4 separate regions of the Homo sapiens genome follow, and regions 1, 3 and 4 are each linked to region 2. Evidence: chromatin contacts called from ENCODE Hi-C or POLR2A ChIA-PET data. All regions are on one chromosome and are shown on one strand. The core of a region is the stretch at or near the end of the contact, and the rest is flanking DNA. Distances in the headings are between cores, read along the strand shown.

Evidence for each region. A loop is a pair of places that touch in the nucleus more often than their neighbours do. ChIA-PET counts read pairs that join two places held with the same protein, here RNA polymerase II (POLR2A). Pooled maps may share reads with other maps.
Region 1: a map of CD8-positive, alpha-beta T cell shows a loop between it and region 2 (7-fold over the local background). The contact joins the promoter of AFF1-AS1 here to the promoter of HELQ in region 2. A Hi-C loop is called at or near these places in 1 of 168 maps with a recorded cell type or tissue (CD8-positive, alpha-beta T cell), 2 of 37 single-sample maps with no recorded cell type and 7 of 50 pooled maps.
Region 3: a loop to region 2 is called in a map of CD4-positive, alpha-beta memory T cell, with 10 times the contacts of the local background. The contact joins the promoter of PAQR3 here to the promoter of HELQ in region 2. A Hi-C loop is called at or near these places in 1 of 168 maps with a recorded cell type or tissue (CD4-positive, alpha-beta memory T cell) and 7 of 50 pooled maps. POLR2A ChIA-PET finds 5 or more read pairs at or near these places in 1 of 52 experiments (naive thymus-derived CD8-positive, alpha-beta T cell).
Region 4: a loop to region 2 is called in a pooled map, with 9 times the contacts of the local background. The contact joins the promoter of HSD17B11 here to the promoter of HELQ in region 2. A Hi-C loop is called at or near these places in 6 of 50 pooled maps.

What each region holds. Positions count from the first base shown.
Region 1 is chr4:86,932,228-86,936,647 of GRCh38, reverse strand. AFF1-AS1 (AFF1 antisense RNA 1) reads left to right here and starts at 1,798. Exons shown (of 3, transcript NR_038841.1): 1 at 1,798-2,161; 2 at 3,106-3,253. It overlaps AFF1 (ALF transcription elongation factor 1), which reads right to left and starts at 1,637. Exons shown (of 21, transcript NM_001166693.3): 1 at 1,408-1,637. It also overlaps a transcript of C4orf36 not described here. RefSeq lists enhancers at 203-322, 178-719, 720-1,261 and silencers at 574-712, 1,183-1,932.
Region 2 is chr4:83,454,353-83,458,754 of GRCh38, reverse strand. HELQ (helicase, POLQ like) reads left to right here and starts at 2,932. Exons shown (of 18, transcript NM_133636.5): 1 at 2,932-3,358. The coding sequence starts at 3,062. MRPS18C (mitochondrial ribosomal protein S18C) reads right to left here and starts at 2,697. Exons shown (of 6, transcript NM_016067.4): 1 at 2,578-2,697; 2 at 1,797-1,846; 3 at 326-409. The coding sequence starts at 2,677. RefSeq lists enhancers at 2,645-2,939, 2,926-3,035, 3,376-3,425, 2,854-3,684.
Region 3 is chr4:78,938,088-78,942,588 of GRCh38, reverse strand. PAQR3 (progestin and adipoQ receptor family member 3) reads left to right here and starts at 3,151. Exons shown (of 6, transcript NM_001040202.2): 1 at 3,151-3,549. The coding sequence starts at 3,365. RefSeq lists silencers at 2,972-3,461, 3,552-3,621.
Region 4 is chr4:87,389,897-87,394,756 of GRCh38, reverse strand. It overlaps HSD17B11 (hydroxysteroid 17-beta dehydrogenase 11), which reads left to right and starts at 3,569. Exons shown (of 7, transcript NM_016245.5): 1 at 3,569-3,896. The coding sequence starts at 3,687. RefSeq lists enhancers at 2,702-3,274, 3,288-3,357.

The DNA of each region.
Region 1 (4,420 bases), core at 549-3,048, 3.5 Mb before region 2:
CATTAGACAGAGGAAGTAAACACTGAAACAGGGCCATGCCTAGGTATTCTTCGGCCCCAAAGAAAAAAAACTAGACTCTGGGTCCAAAGGTCTTTTTCGTGACTTTTATCCCCACCCAGAGGCCAACACCACGCAGGTCTGAGAGAGGTAACCCACGGCCACCTACCTTCTACACACACCGCACGACCTTGCTCTGAAATAATCTTGCACAAGCAAAATTCTCCACGCCTCTCAGACTCCTACCTAACGTTTCTGTGCTTCAGTTTCTGAGCTCTTCTCACTTTGCAACTGTCCCAGGGAACACTGGGTCTTCGCCTTAATTTACAAGTTTGCACTGAAGGTTTTAAATCAGTCTGATTTCCCCGTGGTGAGTCACACCCCGCAACGTGCACCAAGGGGGAGGGTGTTTAAAATTATCTCCGGCTCCACCCTTAAAACAAATCACTTGGCTGCAAGGCCTTTCCCCCTAACAGAGACTGGTTCAAGGGAGATTCGGACACATCTCCACCTCCAAAGCCAAGTGCCTTCCCGGGATGATCTGCATAACAATTTGCGGGTGCTGGTGGTGGAGAAGCTCCGGGAAGAGAAAACTAGCCGGACGGTATCGAACCGCCCGCAGGCCCGTCGCAGCTCCATTAATGCAACTACCATTACACTAAGGTAACGTGTGATTCACACTCTCCACCTTCTCTCCCCTCTCATTCGCTGGCTCCGGCGCTCGCACCGTCGGAGGGTGGGGTTGCGACGGCCACAGAGGATGGGACACCCGAGGGAAAAAAGCATTATCAAGAGAAATTAACCAGTCCCATACTAAAGACGCCTCTCCCTCTGTCCCTGAAGTTAAGTCTCAGAAGGTGGCTCCAACTCCTCCCCGGAGGCTACGGACCACCGACACACGCCTCCCTCCTGCTCTCAGCGAGACGCGGCGGGAAGCCCTCATCTCTCTCCACGACAGGCACAGGGAAGGGTCCCGGGGTGCAGGAGAGAAGAACCCCACTTTTCCCCGCCCCCTCCCCCCGAGAAACTTCTGGGACTCATTACGCAACTCAAGTAGCAGGTCCCAACAACGGGACAGCTCTCCGCAAAACGCGGGGTGCACAGGCAAACGTCTGACTTGGGGGCTGCGCGTGAGGGAGGAGCATGGGTCTCTTCCCATGTCCCCGTCCCCTGTTTTTCTACGCGCTACCTGCCGCGGGATCGCAAGTAGGGCGGTGAGAGCTCTGAGCCCTAGCCCGTTCTCCCCGAGGGCTCCCACCGGAAAAGTGGGAACGCCAGCGACTTGAGTCAGCGTGCTGGGAAGCCGGCAGAGAGGCGGGGAGAGCCTCGGCTTCCGAGAAGTCCGCGGCGGCGGCGTCGGGGGCCGGGCGGATCGACCCCCAGCCCTGGGTGGCGCAGGGCTGCGCTCACCTTCCAGACCCTTCCGTCCTCTAGTCCCGGGTCGGGCGCCCTCGTCACCTCCGCCCTCCCCTGACCTGTTGCGGTGGGAAAGGGCGCAAGTGCGGACGACGCAGGGGAGCGCCTCCTCCCGGGGCTCGGCTGCGGAACCGCGGAGGCAAAGGTGCAGCTGCGGCCGCAACGCGCGCAGGCGGCGGCCGAGTGCGCAGGGGCCGCGCGCGCCCGTCGCTCGCTAGCTGGCTGGCAAGCTCAGCACGCCGGCTGCCCGGGACGCCCCGAGGCCACGCCCTCCGCGCGAGGCCCCGCCCCCACCCCCACCTCCCGAGCTGCGGTACCGGGTTCCGCCCCGGCCCGCGCCCTCTAGCTGGCGCCACCCAAGCGGCAAGGGACGTCGCGGCCCTCCCGGGATTGGTGGGAGGATCGTGGGGGAGCGGCAGCTCAGGACGGAATACGGCAATGACCGCCCCGGTCGCGAGGGTGACCCTGCCCCGGGCTGCTGTGGGGGCGCAAGAACCCTTTCACTTTACGGCGAGATTAAGCTCAGGGTCAAGTTCTGAGCAAAAAGTGTCAAGGAGCCTTTTTGCAACCTCCTATAATATTGAAACAGATTCTGTGCCCTTTAAAGGAGATAATAACTAACATCTGGGGAGCGCTTTACAATTTAGAAAAGGCCTTTCACACACAGGCCTGTTTCATCTTCACAACAATCTTATAAAACAGATATATTGTTCCCATTTCCCAAATAATGAAACGGAAGCGCCGAAAAGTAAGTATTGTGCTCAATGTCACAGGCTACTAAGTGGCATGGGAAACCAGGTCTCCTGAATCTAGCCTCCGGGTTTCTGCTCTCCACCAGCCCAACCTCAGAAAATTCTAATAGGTGCAGGGGGCTTTGGCAAATAGACCCATGGGAAGAAGGGGAAACTTATGTCTAGTTAAGTCGCTGCCCGATTCCTGCTGTAAACATACCAAGGAAAGCAACAGGCTGTCTTCATTGTGTTGTCGCACCTTCCTTCCTGAAAGGGACGCAGAAAGATTACATCAAATGGCCCAGATGAGATTTCGCCGACAGTATTTTATGGTTTAAAATGGGTGAAATTATTTGGATGAAGAAAAGCGCCTTACTTAAATTTAATATGATGTGTAATGTAAATTGGTATAATGTGTGAAAATAAGCCCCTCCCTGCCTTCTCTGCCTTTTCTCTTTTTAATTTTGTTTGTCTCTACTGCTCTGCTCAACTCTTTTATTGTCCACATAATTGAAAACCTAATTGATGGATATTTGCATTTCCAAATTAAACCTTTGGCTACTTGACTTAATTTCCCATGGATTGTTTTCCAAAATATAACTCTTCGCCCTACTCCATATCCTCCCATCGGGAGATTGGTTTACCTAGACAGCTAAAATAATTAAGGTGTCCCTGATGAAACCTGGTGGTGTATCTATCTAAGATGAAAGTTCTGGTCATCCCTGAGCAGGATGGGACAGGAGTCATCTCTTACAAAGTGTTTGTACACCTTTTAAAGGTTTCTAACAGAGACTGATCTCTATTCTAATCAATAACAAGTATTTTAACGTTTTTGCTATATAATGAATACATTTCATTGTGAAATATATATTAGCATGGTAATATTTTATAATCTGAAAACTTTTACCACTTCTATCTAAAATGTTTTCCTTTTTTGTGTTCTTTTTGTGTCATCCCATAGTATCTCCTATAGGGCTCTTCAAACTGTGGTCAACTTAGTAAATGATGTTGACAGTGGAAGTGTGATCATTTTATTTTCCTGCCTTTGGAATTGAAGATTGTAATTTTGCAAAAATTTTGTTGAAGATGATGTAGCTTTGGTTCAGAGAGTAAGTCATTCCATTTATATCAATATTCTTAAGGCAATGTGCTAGGTGACGAGCCATATTGATGACAAAGACAGAGCTCCTATTTTCATGACATTCCAGTGTGGTGGCAGAAACAAGCAAGTAAATAATTCCAGTACACACTTCTGTTGATTTATTTCGTGAATGGTGACTGGCTATTTAAAAAGACTAAATCAAATTAATTTTCTGATAATGAATAAAAAAGGATAGCCATGCCAGTGAGTTATTATTATTTTTTAAGTTGCCTTTCTCTCTCTTCTGCTGGTCATCTTATATAAATAGTCAATAAGAAGGCTATTTTAAAAAGTGATTACACTATATCTACTTTAAAAAATTTTTTATATCTACTTTTTAAATTTCAGACATAAACAAAAGGAGAGTAATTATGTAATGGAGTTGCAGATATTTAACTTTGTTAGCTACACTTTCCTCCATCATCTTCCTTACAAGAATTCTTAAATTACATTTTTAGCACACTCAATGAAATTCCAGCACTTTCTTAATTTTGACAACCTAATCTCATACATTTCAGATTATGTTTCTAATAAGATGAAGCATGTTTCTGACATCGGTGCTTTTTTTTTTTTTTAACAGAACCCCCCCACCCCCCCAAATAAATCTCCCTTTTAAATATGATGATGGGACTTTTTAGGTGCTTCTTCATATGAGGGCTCCTGGGATGTTACCTGACAATTTTCAGCCATGATTTTACTTAAAATTTAAAAACAAATTAGTTAAACCCCTGGGACTCATAGAAGCTCACAGGATGTATTCTCAGAGCACCTAAACAGCCCATGAGGAGGGAAGACAACATTAAGATAGAGGCAGGTGAGGAATGTGCCCAGCATCACAACATGGACAACTGTTTGGTCAAACTGAAGTACTTCTAAACTCTGCAGTTGTGCAAGATCCAAGCATTTTAAGCCAGCAGTTTAAATTATGTTCCTCCAAATGACTGCATGTATATCTCAAAGGGCATTAACTTATTCTCGCAAAGTATATAAATAAATCTTTTTTTTTTTTTTTTTTGATATGAAGTTTCACTCTTGTTCCCCAGGCTGGAGTACAATGGCACCATCTCAGCTCGCCGCAACCTCCACCTCCTGGGTTCAAGCGATTCTCCTGCCTCAGCCTCCCGAGTAGCTGGGA
Region 2 (4,402 bases), core at 1,683-4,182:
ATAAAGAGATCAGCTTCACCAGATGAGCTTTTTCCAAAGTTCTGACCCTCACCAATTGAGAATTACTGCCACAGGGAGCTATTAAGATGTTTGGGGTAGTGAAAAAAACAGAGTGGAAATAACAGTAAGTGGGGGAAAGCCAAGGTGCTTTTACTTGAATAAAGCAGAGATAAGCTTATACATAGAATTATAACCAAATTTGAAATTATGAAGTTGCTAAAACAGTTACCTCTACAAAAGCCTGCTATAAACTGACTTGATTCTCTTTAAGCAGATCTATCAGAAGCAAAACCCTAAAATATAGTGAAGTAAAACCAGATCTCACCTGTACATTCTTATAATCTACATGCTTTCCACACAAGATACATTTCTTAAGAGGTTCTTTATAAGGATTTTCCATTGAAATGGGCTAGGGAAAAAAACGAAAAGTCTGATAATAGGATGTGTTAATTCTGAATTTTAAAAGGTTACTATTCTACATTCAAATCCATTCAAAGGATTAGTTATACCTTTCTTACTGTGTACATATTTTGTATAAGCACTTTATTTTGTTTTAGTTTAGCCTACGGATTAACGCATGGGAAGATTCTGGAATAAAGTACAATCTTCATAGAATAAAATTTTATGGCAGAACAAAAATGATGTCTGATAAGAAAGTGTTCCAATGCTTTGCTCAGATTGTAGATAATGAAAAAATTTTTAGATTTAAGGAAACTTACAACACAATAGATAACATATGCCATTCTTAAATGAGTACAATCCCTAATTTATCCATCCCCATGTCTCTATCAAGTATTTTATCACTATTTTTATACACAGATAATGGCCCATGACTTACTGTAATAAAAGGTTCTTTGACTTTATCACCCCAGGCTACTATATAAGTTTGTATCAGTCTTTTTGGCTTTTCTGTTACCACCACTGCCTCTAATGCTTTTGTCACAGTGCCTCCTTCCTACAGTCAGTATGGCTGTCTCCAGGATAGAGGTTCTTAATCTAGAAATGGCTTTGAAGCCCATGACTCCCTGTAATCGTATGCAAAACTTCAAATGAATGGGACTGTGTGCCTTTTTCTGTGGAGAGGGTCCATAACTTTGATTAGAGACAAAGTGGGATTTATGAACTAAAAAAGAAATAATGTCCCTTTACTTTCTTAAAGTATGGTGCATGGATTAGATTACCAAGACAGATGCTCAGAGAAACTAGACAAGTTCTTTTGTTTTTTCCAATTCCTCAAACTTTCCAATTTACATTCAGCTCACGTAACTACTCTTCAGCTCTGTGCCAAGTGCTTTGTATGGTCTAATTAGTGTCAAAATACCTTTGCATGTAGCAAGAACCTGTGCTTTCAGAAAGTCCATGTTAATACTATAGCCAACCTATAGCTAAGCTTTGTACAGTCTCTTTTCAGTTATCTAAAATTCTGCTCACCCAAACTACCTTTTAAAATTCCCATATCATTTGCTTACAAAGGGCTATGTAAAAAAAAAAAAAACAATTCCCAAATCACATATCCTTAAATTTAAGATCTAGGAAGAAAAATATGGTATTATAGCAGCTTTGCTTCTAATCTAGGAATTCCCCTACTTCAAAACTCAGCTGACTACATGACTACAATCAATTCATCATCATTTCTGAACTCAGAGTAATTATCAAATTGTTTTGTCCTACGGCAGAACTCTATTCAAGTAGCTAAAATAAAAGATGTTAGAGTCTAATACCAGATCTCGTTTTAAAAAGAAAAACATTTTGGTCATATTTGCAAAGGCCTTACTAATAGAAAAAAAAATTCTTACCAGGTCCTCATTGCTGGATACCTGTTGTGAACAACCTCTTCTCCAAAGCACTGCGATTAAACAGAAACAGCAATTAACCATTTCTTTTTCTTAGCTGAATAGCTAAAGATTTTTGTTTTTATGGAGACAGGATGAATTAAGGGACACGATATTAAAGAAAGGTTTTGTATTATATTCAGAATGGTTAAAAACTTTTATATTTGGGACAGAGTAAGACTCAACATGGGTGTGCTTTCCAGGGCTTAGGGGGAAAAGAACATATTTTCCCGCCCATACCTGCTCTTTCTGACATTTATTTTCCCTTCATTCCATGGTTAGAGAAAATTCTTAATGCAAATTCTTATAGGAGAAGCAACAGAAAGGCACTGTCATACCAAAAAGAAAGTAACAGACCCGTCCCAGAAAGAATTTATAGAGAAGCACAGAGAAGATAAAATTGCAAAAATTATGCAATTTTGTTCTGTTTGGGGACCTTAGACATCTGGAATTTGCTGCTGGGCGACTCTGGAAATGTCCCTTCCTCACTAAGATTATCCAGAGATCTTAGGAAAGTCTCTGCTTTTTAAGAACCACTCCAACTTCCTCATACGTTTAAATACTTTAAAGGAGTGGATTAGACGACACTAAAACAGTCAAAGGCAATTACAGATTCCCACCCATCTTGGAGAAACTTAATCGCCTAGAAACCAGAGTCGTTTTGCTAACAGGGACGACTCTAACCATTAGGACTAAGGTTAATGCCTGCAGCGCTACAATGGAGCATAGGATATGGAGACTTTACCCGTGTGAGTCCCGGGATGTGTAAGGCTGACAGCAGCCGTTACCAAGTGTGTCAACTTCTTCCTCCCTAGACCACCGCAAACAGCAACCACAGCGGCCATGGTTCCGCGTTTCTTCCACTTCCTTTCGTTCCAAATCGTTCCGAAAGGCCCCTTCCGCTGCTCTTCCCCTGTGGGCTCGAGTACCCCGTTCAAAGGTTCCGCAGGAGAACGCTGAGGACCCGCGAGAGTAGGTGAGGTTTTTCAATACGCATGCGCAGCACCTTTCTGTTCGTGCCCTCCCTACGCGGCAGGTCACGTGAGGCTTATGATTGGACAGGGTAGAAGTTTATGCGTGCTTCCGGTCCGCGAGCCCTGAGAGCTAACTTGGGGTCTTTTCCCAAGGTGGATGTAGAAGCGGGCTCCGGCGTCCCACTCTCCCTTCCATATGGGCTTAGCGTCTGGGTCACTGAGAACGACGTCTGAATAGGGCCCTGGGTCCTTGCCATGGATGAATGTGGTTCCCGCATCCGCCGGCGGGTGTCTCTCCCCAAAAGGAACCGTCCAAGCTTGGGGTGTATTTTTGGCGCTCCCACCGCGGCCGAGCTCGTGCCCGGAGATGAGGGGAAAGAGGAGGAGGAAATGGTGGCTGAGAACAGGAGGCGGAAAACCGCGGGCGTACTGCCGGTTGAGGTACAGCCCCTTCTACTCTCAGATTCCCCGGAATGTCTCGTCCTTGGAGGTGGTGATACAAACCCGGACCTCCTACGTCACATGCCCACTGACAGAGGGGTGGGAGACCAGGTACGGAGGACTTGGAACTTGAAACTGCAAACTTTTGGCATCCTTCCCAGATGCAAAGAGTTGACCAGTTTTATCGCCTTCGTTTACTTCTCTCGTCTTCGTTACCACTGTTAATCGGCACTTAGGAGGTATTGATTGCCTTGTTATTTACATTTCTATATAAATATGAAATGTAAACCCCGAGACATAAAAGTTGTGCACGCAGCAGTTAAGTGGCATGACTGAGACACAAATCTAGGCTTCCAGATAACTGCAGCTCCTACTGTACAAATAAAATCTGCTGTTTATTGAAGACCCGTTATGTTAAGCTAGTTATATTATCTAGATTTTACGACAGTAATCAGGCCCTGAAAAGTTGAGATAGTACAGTTCTTGCTCCAAATCCTGTTGTCTTAATCACTTTACTATATTGCTGCCTCCAGGTTTGTGTGTCTTCTGTGTAGCAGACCACTCCAAGTCAGTATTCAGTTTCTCAGTCTCAATTCCAAATTCCTAGGAACTCCTTGGAGTGTCTAGTGGTACAACCATGTTTCTGTTAGAGGCCAGTCACTGTAGATTGTAGTCTGGGAGGGAAGCGCTGCAGTTATCAGAAACTTCGAATGCGCTGACATTTCAGTAGACGTCTACCAGTCTTCCTGCTGTTTTAGTACAGCTTTAAGAATTACAATCTGGCCGTGTGCAGTGGCTCATGCCTATAATCCCAGTGCTTTAGGAGGCAGAGATGGGAGGATCACTTAAGCCCAGAAGTTCGCGTTCAAAACCAGCCTAGGCAACAGAGACCCAGTCTCTACAAAAAAAAAAAAAAATTTTTTTTTCTTAATTAGCCGGGTGTGGTGGCCTGCACCTGTAGTCCTAGCTACTTGGGAGGCTGAGGCAGGAGGATCGCTTGAGCCCAGGATGTCAAGACTGCAGTGAGCTGTGATCGTGCAGTGGCTGGAGCCACTGTGCTCCAGCCTGGGTGACAGAGCCAGACCCTGTCTCAAAAATTAGAATCTCAGTATCATCGTAACACTCCTGAACCTGCTGTTTAGGCAAGTAATTTAA
Region 3 (4,501 bases), core at 1,902-4,401, 4.5 Mb after region 2:
TCACTGCCAGCTCCACCTCTCGGATACATGCTATTCTCCTGCCTCAGCCTTCCATGTAGCTGGGACTACAGGCACCCGCTACCACACCCGGCTAATTTTTTGTATTTTTAGTAGAGACAGGGTTTCACGGTGTTACCCAGGATGGTCTCAATCTCCTGACCTCGTGATCCGCCTGCCTCGGCCTCCCAAAGTGCCATTTTTAGTTCTTTACTCTAGTGTCCCATCATTATCATAACTCAGCTACTTTCTCTGTGTCTGATAATCTCTGGGCATCTTTCTACTTTGTTTCAAATAACAGGCTACGGATTCTCTTCCCACATCTCCAGGTCAAATTCCTAAGGAAGTAATTGATTGATCAAACTAATTACCATTGTTCTTGAATGGACATTTGTGCCATCGAATGTCATGGAATACTGATCTACTTTTGGTTCAGCAATAGACTCAAGGTAGTATCATATGGTACCAGCAAGAAATACGTGCAGAAGGAACCTCCTATAAGAGGTCTGTAGGAGTGGCAGGTAGGCATTCTCAGGCATGAACGTCCTACACTAGGAAATGAGAATTTCTATACACAGTAACCTTCAGCAGAGACAATGTACTGAGCATGTAGTAAGTTCTCAAACATTATTTTTAGCTCCATGACTTAAAAAATAAGTCTCACTTACTTCATAGGACATTTAAGTCCACTTAGGATATATTTCAATTTACCTTTCCAGTTTTATTGATTATTTTTCCTTGAACTCTCTATATAGCTTACATTTGTTGAGTGCTAACAGTATGTCTGGTACTTTTCTAAGACTGTTACATGGATTTAGTCATTTAATCCTCAACAACACAAAGTACTGTTATTAGTCTTATTCTACCAATAAGAAAACTGAGGCTCAGAGAGGTTAAGTTACCTGCACTAGGACATGTATTAATAGTTAGTAAATGATTGAACACAAATTCGAACTTAAGTAAATGGCTTCAAAGTCCAATATCTTAATCACTAAGCCATACTGCTTCTCAAAAATCAACCAATATTACTAGCATAATAATAATAGGTATTATGAGTGATTATTGTATGTTGTCAGGGTTCAGAACACCACACCCACCCCAAAGTGTGGTGCTTTGACATGCTGAGTACTTTAAAGGAGACTGGGAAGGCCTCAAAACTAAGGTCTCTCTGAACTTCTTTCCGTCCTCCTTTCTTCCTTTTCCTGTTCTTCCCAAGTGGGTCTTACAACCTAGAATTTCTCTCCCTAAAGGAAGCCATAAAACCTAGTAAGGGGCCGGGCGTGGTGGCTCACGCCTGTAATCTCAGCACTTTGGGAGGCTGAGGCAGGCATATTGTTTGAGGTCAGGAGTTCAAGGGCAGCCTGTCCAACATGGTGAAACCCCATCTCTACGAAAAGTACAAAAATTAGCCGGGCATGGTGGTGGGTGCCTGTAGTCCCAGCTACTCGGGAGGATGAGGCAGGAGAATTGCTTGTACCCGGGAGGTGGAGATTGCGTGACCCGAGATTGTGCCACTGCACTCCAGCCTGGGCTTCAGAGTGAGACTCTGTCTTCCCCCAACAACAACAACAACAAAAAATCTAGTAAGGTTACTTTCTGACTGTCCCTGCCTTTCCGTGGTCACAAAGGAGTTCTGACTTACCTCACCTGAAACTAGGTCATAAAACCCTCATTCTAGAGAGTTCCTGCCCCATACTCTGAGGCCAAGAATTTGAATGAACTGGCCTTGCTAGCTAGGATCCCCCCTCAGTTTATTATCATTAGATGATGCCCCCTTTCAATCATGTTTCTCCACAACTATCCACTCCTTTCATCAGACTTAGCATAAAAAGCCCATTTTTTCCTGGGTCTTTGTGTCTTCATTTCTGAAGACTCCTCTGTCACATAAAACTGTGTTAAATGAATTTATTATCCCTTTTCTTGTTAATTTTTATTATTTATTTTTTGAGACAAAGTCTCGCTTTGTCACCCAGACTGGAGTGCAGTGGCACAAACATGGCTCACTGCAGCCTCGACCTCCCAGGCTCAAGCAACCCTCTCACTTCAGCCCAGAATAGTTTGGGACTACAGGCGCCCATCACCACACCCGACTAATTTTTGTTTTTTGTTTGTTTGGTTGGTTTTTTTTGTAGCGACAGCGTCTCACTATGTTACCCAGGCTGGTCTCCAACTCCTGGGCATAAGCAATCCGCCTGCCTCGGCCTTCCAAAATGTTGGGATTACAGGCATGAGCCACCTGCGCCTGGCTTCTCTTAATTTTTTTCATAGGAATGTCAGCTGTGAACCTTGTGATAAGTGAGGACAAGATATTTTTCTTGCCCTTACAATGCCAAACAATGGACTAAGCGTTCTATTATACACATACGGTACTCAAACTGATGTTTTGCCCTGTTGCCATTATAAGTAAACACTTGCATTACAGTAAATAGCCAGAAACAAAGCTGCAACACTTCCTGTAAACGCTACTATAGCCGCACTCCACAGGATTTTTTAATATGTTCTATATTATTCAGTTAAGTAGATATTCTCATTTCCATTGTGATTTCTTCATCAGCCCTTGAAATATTTGGTGTATTGCTCCTATTCCAGACGTGGAGACTTTTAGTTTTCTTGTTACTCTAGTTTAATTCTACTGTGATCAGAGAACATAACGCTGAAAGGGGTCGGAGTTTTGAATGCACGGGGGCTTTCCTTTATGGCTCAGGATGTGCTCGATGCTGGTGTATGTTCCACGTGCATCAGGTTTCCTCTCTTTCCAATTATCGTGCTAAGAGCTGACTTCAGCTTAGAAATCCTCAAAGTCCCTTCTGACACTAAGTGTGTGTAATTCCAAGCATAAACTAAACGGTAATTACCTCGAACTTTTCTTCCTGTTAACTCTTTTCCTCTTGATTTTTCAAAATGCAGCAACTATTACTTCTAATAAAAAAACAGAAAAAGAAAAAAAATCCACTTGTATTCGCCTGTAGCTCTGTGCTTTCGGCTCTTCTCATATGCAAACGAAGACCCCAGGCGCCGCCAAAACACAGCGTGAGAGACGCCCGGGAGCCCGGGCCGCCGCCAGCGCACGCTCGAGCACACCCGGGCGCGCCCCAGCACCCTGCCCCTCCCAGCTAGGGCTGAGGGGCGGGGCCGCCGCGGCGCGCTGACGTCAGAGGAGGCTGCGACGCTGCCGGGTCCGCCGCGGCGCTGGCGGCAGTGGCCGGTGTGAGCGCAGAGCCGGGCCCTGGGCAGCAGCGGCAGCGCGGTAGGACCTCGCGCAGCGTCCGCGGGCTCCGGGGCGGGGGCGCCAGCGGCGAAGCCCCCTCCCCGGGGAGGCGGGACCTGGGGGAGCTCCCGAGCCGGGGAGCGGCGGCGGCCGGGAACGATGCATCAGAAGCTGCTGAAGAGCGCGCATTACATCGAGCTGGGCAGCTACCAGTACTGGCCGGTCCTGGTGCCCCGTGGCATCCGCCTGTACACCTACGAGCAGATCCCCGGGTCCCTCAAGGACAACCCGTACATCACCGACGGCTACCGGGCCTACCTGCCGTCCAGGCTGTGTATCAAAAGGTACGGTCTGGCTGCCTCCGCCTGGAGTGCCCCCTTCTCTCACCTACACCCTTTTTGTCTGGTCCCCCTTCTGCTTTCCCCGCCTTTCTGCTTGCCCATCATTTCCTCGCCGCCCCATCCTTTTCATCCCTTTTTGCCGCCTCTCCTCCCCCGTTATCTCCCCTTACCTGGCCGGGGTACTTGGTCCACGGAATAATCATGATAGTAACAGTGATCATAATTACAGCTCTCCTATGACGCTTTGCTCTTTACAAAGGGCTTTTACATCCTTTATTCGGTTTGTTCGGCTCATTGAGATATATATTGAAATGGGGCTGAGCCATATTTGCCCGGTGTATACCTTTCTTTTTAGAGCAACACTGTGGGAATTCAGTAGCTTTGGGCCAGATAAGTGCCTGTATAATAGGAAACAAGTTAACATATACACCCGAGATTTATTCATTTGGCAAATACTTATGGAGCCCATGCAGAAAAAAAAGCAAACATGGCCCTTGTTTTCATGAAGCTACTAAGGTGTAGCCTGGGTAACAGACATTAAATAGATAATTACACAATTACATAATAACCATTGTGGAAAAAATGCTGTGTAGGAAAAGTACTGTGGTAAAGAGAGCTCATAACGGGCACCCAGTCTCCACTAGAGCACCACAGAAGCATCTCTAAGAAAGAAATTTCTTTATCATTTTAAACCTTTAAAACCACAGTCCCTTGAAAATCCGTGTTTTAAAAAAACAAAACTGAAAAATAACTATTCTAGTTCTTGGAGTAACTGTCCAAACTTACTACCTGTACTAAAATACAGGACCTCTGCTTCAGGAGAATTAAGATACAGGTGTTGGTTAGCTCCAGGTCGCTGTAGTGGCAAACCCTAGTGCCAGAATGTGGGCTGTTGAATTGCTCAAGCGGCAACCACATGTCTGATTCTTGATTTTTCCAGCATTGTCTTTTCCTG
Region 4 (4,860 bases), core at 2,320-4,819, 3.9 Mb before region 2:
ATTCACTAAGTATGTTTGTATGCAAGATGTGCTTTTATATATATCTCATTTACTCTTGTGCTTTTTACTCTTATGAATGACTCTGTGCTTTGTATATATGTCATTTACTCTTCACGGCAACCAAGCTGCTATTACATCCATTTTACAGATGAGGTAACTGAGAACTCAGGAGAGGTTAAGTAATTAACCAAATATCACACGGCTCATTAAAAGCTTGGTAGGAATTCGAACGCATTCTTTTAGCAGCTGCAATCTATTCCCTGCTAATTAGATATTTACCTAATTGTATGAAAGGGAAGTGTTATTAATGTTGTGATTCAAAATCAGGAGTTTTGATCTTTTCGAATTTATCTAATGGTTCAGAACTGGATTCACTTTTCTTTTTTGCGTTAGGGAAGAAGGCAGCTAATTGCTCTGGCTGGGACTCCCAGTTTAAAAAAAAAAAAGCCGGTGACGACAGCCTAGGTTTAAATTCAACTCTACATTTATACTATGATCTCAAGTGGTTTGCTTAGTTTCTCTTAATTCTTTATTTCTTCATTCATATAATAGAGATTTCTATTGAACCTACTGCTTAAGGTTATTGAGAAGATAAAATGAAATGTGTTAGGTGAGGGCTGAGAGAGGTGAGGAAGCTCCAGAAGAAGCATATGCCTGGCCATAGTAAGTAAGTGTTCAAGACACTGATGAAAGACCCCTATTCTTCTGGTTCAAGTTAGGGTTTAAAAAAAAAAATTAAAGAAAAATACCCCCTTATCCTTATCTTTTTTTTTTTTTTTTAAATACTATTTCAACTTCTGGGAAGGCAGCATGTAATTAAGATGCCCCACATAGGCTGGGTGCAGTGGCTCGCACTTGTAATCCTAGCACTTTGGGAGGCCAAGGCCGGTGAATTGGTTGAGCCCAGGAGTTCAAGACCAGCCTCTACCAGGGTAGGGACACCCTGCCTCTATCAAAAATACAAAAATTAGCTAGTCTCATAATCCGGTCTCAAAATAAATAGATAAAAAATTTTTTAAAAAACAGATGTCCCAAGTACAAAATATTTTAAACCCTACCAATGAAAGATGTTTTTTAAAACCACAAATACATAAAATCACATAGTGGTCAGATAGAAGCTAATCTGTGTTCTAACTGTGAATGATTTTAATTGTAAACATCTAGTTTGCTGTTCACAAAATCATGTTACAACCATCATTCACAAGACCATTCACATCACTCACATTCTATTGGTGTTAATTATAATTTACATAAAGTTGAATAGTTGATAAAGCAATGTGCTTTCTATTAACTCGTTTGAACGTCACAAGAATCCTGTAGGGTAAGTATTATTTCAATTTTACAAATTTAGAAACATGTTTAGAGAGATGAAGTCACATACACATAAGGGATTCAGGTACGACTGCGTCCAAATGCTGTGTTCTTTCCCTTAACCAATGAAACCTTGATCAACTGTAGGTTAAAACTACCCAGTTTTTTTTAATTAATAGAATGGAATAAGAAATAGCATAGCCAGACCGTGTGCCATGGCTCACGCCTGTAATCCCAGCACTTGGGAAGACCAAGGTGGGTGGAACAGGAGATCGAGATTGAGACCATCCTAGCCAACATGGGGAAACCCTGTCTACTAAAAATACAAAAATTAGCTGGGTGTGGTGGTGCGTGCCTGTAGTCCCAGCTACTTGGGAGGCTGAGGCAGGAGAATCGCTTGAACCTGGGAGGTGGAGGTTGAGGTTGCTGTGAGCCAAGATTTCGCCACTGCACTCCAGCCTGGAGACAGAGGGAGACTCCTTTAAAAAAAAAAAAAATAGCATAGCTAGAGCCTCAATATATGAAACTCAACATAGTTGAAACACTTCTTATAGTAGATCACCATGTCAGATGTAATTTATTCCTGTAGGTGTTGGACCAAAAAATTGACAAACACTGAACATATGTGTAGCCCCAGTTACACTTTTACTCACTGTGTAGATTTTAAAGTTGATCTAACAGATTTATTCATTTACAGTATAGGTATAAATATATCCTGACTCTACTTTTCTCTATTTCCTAGGAGGCTTTTGAAAATCAAATGAAATAATATATGTGGAAGAACACTTTGTAAACTTTCTATACAAGTGTTTTGTAAATTTGGATTTGGAGGCTATCCAAAAAAAAGTTGTAGATATTCTGAATTCAAAGAATTCTATAATGGGGTTCACTTTTGTGAGGCTGCCACTATCCCTTCATCCCCTATAACAACGTATGGCTGCTTAAGTAAGAGGGACAATCGAGTTTGAACTATTTGTGAACTTTGATTTTTTTGTGTGATCTTTCTGGCTCTTAAATATGAAAGTTGACTATTGTCACACAACAAAGTCCCTTCCCAAGCACTGGAGTGTCTTGCGCAAAACCCAAATCCAATGTCTGTCAAAAATGAGTTGGAAAAAAATGCATGCAATACCATTATTAAGCTCTTACTGGACACAAGCCCTAGTTAGGTCTTTTCTTCCAGTAACCAATCTCTAGAATTTTTTCAAGTCACTAGTTAGCATATACTGAATACCCATTTATATAGGCTACAAAACCAAATGTTACATAGGTAATCTTTAGGCTAAATGATTTGCTATTTATTCACTTGAATAAAGATAAAATTCCTAAAGTACAACATATATTTTTTATTTTCAAACTCTAATAGGTCAAGTGAAAAATGATTATTCAAATATACTCTTCTTTCTTGTGGAAACAATCCCTTTAATACGATAACAATTTTTTCTGGCGCTTGATTGAAGCTGTCCTTGAACAGACAAAATTTCCCCTGTCTTCCAGAAATCGTGCTTAGTTCAAACTAAAATGTGATGTAGCGCAATTTCTCAGCTGGAAGCAGAACGATTGGTCTTTTCAGGATCCTTTAAGATAGGAATCTACATTTGCATCCTCTATCTAGTTTTTGTTTTTTAGGACAAAGTCTGGCCTTTTCGTCCAGGCTGGAGTGCAGTGGCGCGATCTTCACTCACTGTAGCCTCCACCTCCTGGACTCAAGCAATTCCCGTGCCTCAGTCTCTCGAGTAGCTGGAACTACAGGCACACGCCACTACGCCTGGCTAATTAAAAAAAAAAAAAAAGAGACCGGGGGTCTCCCTATGTTGTTCAGGCTGATCTCGAACTCCTGGGGTCAAGCGATCCTCCCGCCAGGGCTTCTCAAAGTGCCAGGATCACAGGCGAGAGCCGCCGCGCCCAGCGGCACCCCCTATCTAGTGATAAGCAACCTTCAACTATGAAAGAAGCATCTGGCCTGTGGACACTGTCGGTTATCCTTGGAACTTATCCAATTTAGGAAAACAAGTGAGCAACTAACCCTCCAAGGCCGGCTCACGACACCGGGAGAAAGTGGTGTAAAAGACAATCGCGGCCACACACCGCGTGGGGGCTGCGCAAAGCAGAACTAGGAAGCTTTGCTCCGGTCTGGACTTCGTCCCTCCCAGATCTCTGAGCTAGCAAGCACTGCAGCCCGAGCCAATTGCGAAAGACCAACAAAGCCCAGCCCAGCGGAAGGAACGGTTTCGGAGTTGTTTTTCTTTGATACGGGAGTTCCTCCTTGCTCTCGCCCCTACTCTTTCTGGTGTTAGATCGAGCTACCCTCTAAAAGCAGTTTAGAGTGGTAAAAAAAAAAAAAAACACACCAAACGCTCGCAGCCACAAAAGGGATGAAATTTCTTCTGGACATCCTCCTGCTTCTCCCGTTACTGATCGTCTGCTCCCTAGAGTCCTTCGTGAAGCTTTTTATTCCTAAGAGGAGAAAATCAGTCACCGGCGAAATCGTGCTGATTACAGGAGCTGGGCATGGAATTGGGAGACTGACTGCCTATGAATTTGCTAAACTTAAAAGCAAGCTGGTTCTCTGGGATATAAATAAGGTAACAGTGTTTACTATGTTTTACTTTCTGGTACCTTTAATTTGTGGATGTGTCTGCATTTTGCTGGCAACCACCCTTTACCTCATCTCTGCAAAGCAGGGAGGAAAAAAAAATTAGTATTGCCATTTTGCAGATGGGAGGGCATGAATTAATATGTTGTATGATCACATGATAAACAGACCTAGAGGTTATAATAGTCCCAGTTACTGCCCCATTTGTAAATTGATCCCCATTTTTGCCCTAAGGATAACTCATAATTTTTTCCTGAACCTGATTTCATTGATCCCTCTATTTTAAAAATAGGGAAAAAACAATCGTTTTAGCTATATATTAAAAGAGTAAGAAGCTTGTACCTATTAAGAGAAAGTCCTACTTACTGTTAATGAGAAAAGTGGTTTGAAAGATTATACTCGCCGTTGGCTCACGCCTGTAATCCCAGCACTTTGGGAGTCCAAGGCAGGCGGATCGCGAGGTCAGGAGATCGAGACCATCCTAACACACTGAAACCCCGTCTCTACTAAAAATACCAAAAAAAAATTAGCCGGGCGTGGTGGCGGGCGTCTGTAGTCCCAGCTATTGGGGAGGCTGAGGCAGGAGAATGGCGGGAACCCCGCGGGGCGGAGGTTGCAGTGAGCCAAGATGGCGCCACTGCACTTCAGCCTGGGCGACAGAGCTAGACTCCGTCTCAAAAAACAAACAAAAAGATTATACTCAACAGAAACCAATGCTACATTGCCATAGTTATTGCCAAGAGTAATTTTAAAAAGCATCTTTTCCGGGAGGCTGAGGTGGGGGGTTGCTTGAGCCTGGGAGGTGGAGACTGCAGTGAGCTGTAAACGCCCCACTGCACTCCAGCCTGGGTGACAGAGTGAGACCCTGTCTCAAATTTTTTTAAAAAACATTTTTTACCACGTTTGACCTGTGATACTGAAGGAGTGGCGGGAAAGCATCTTTTAGTAAAAAC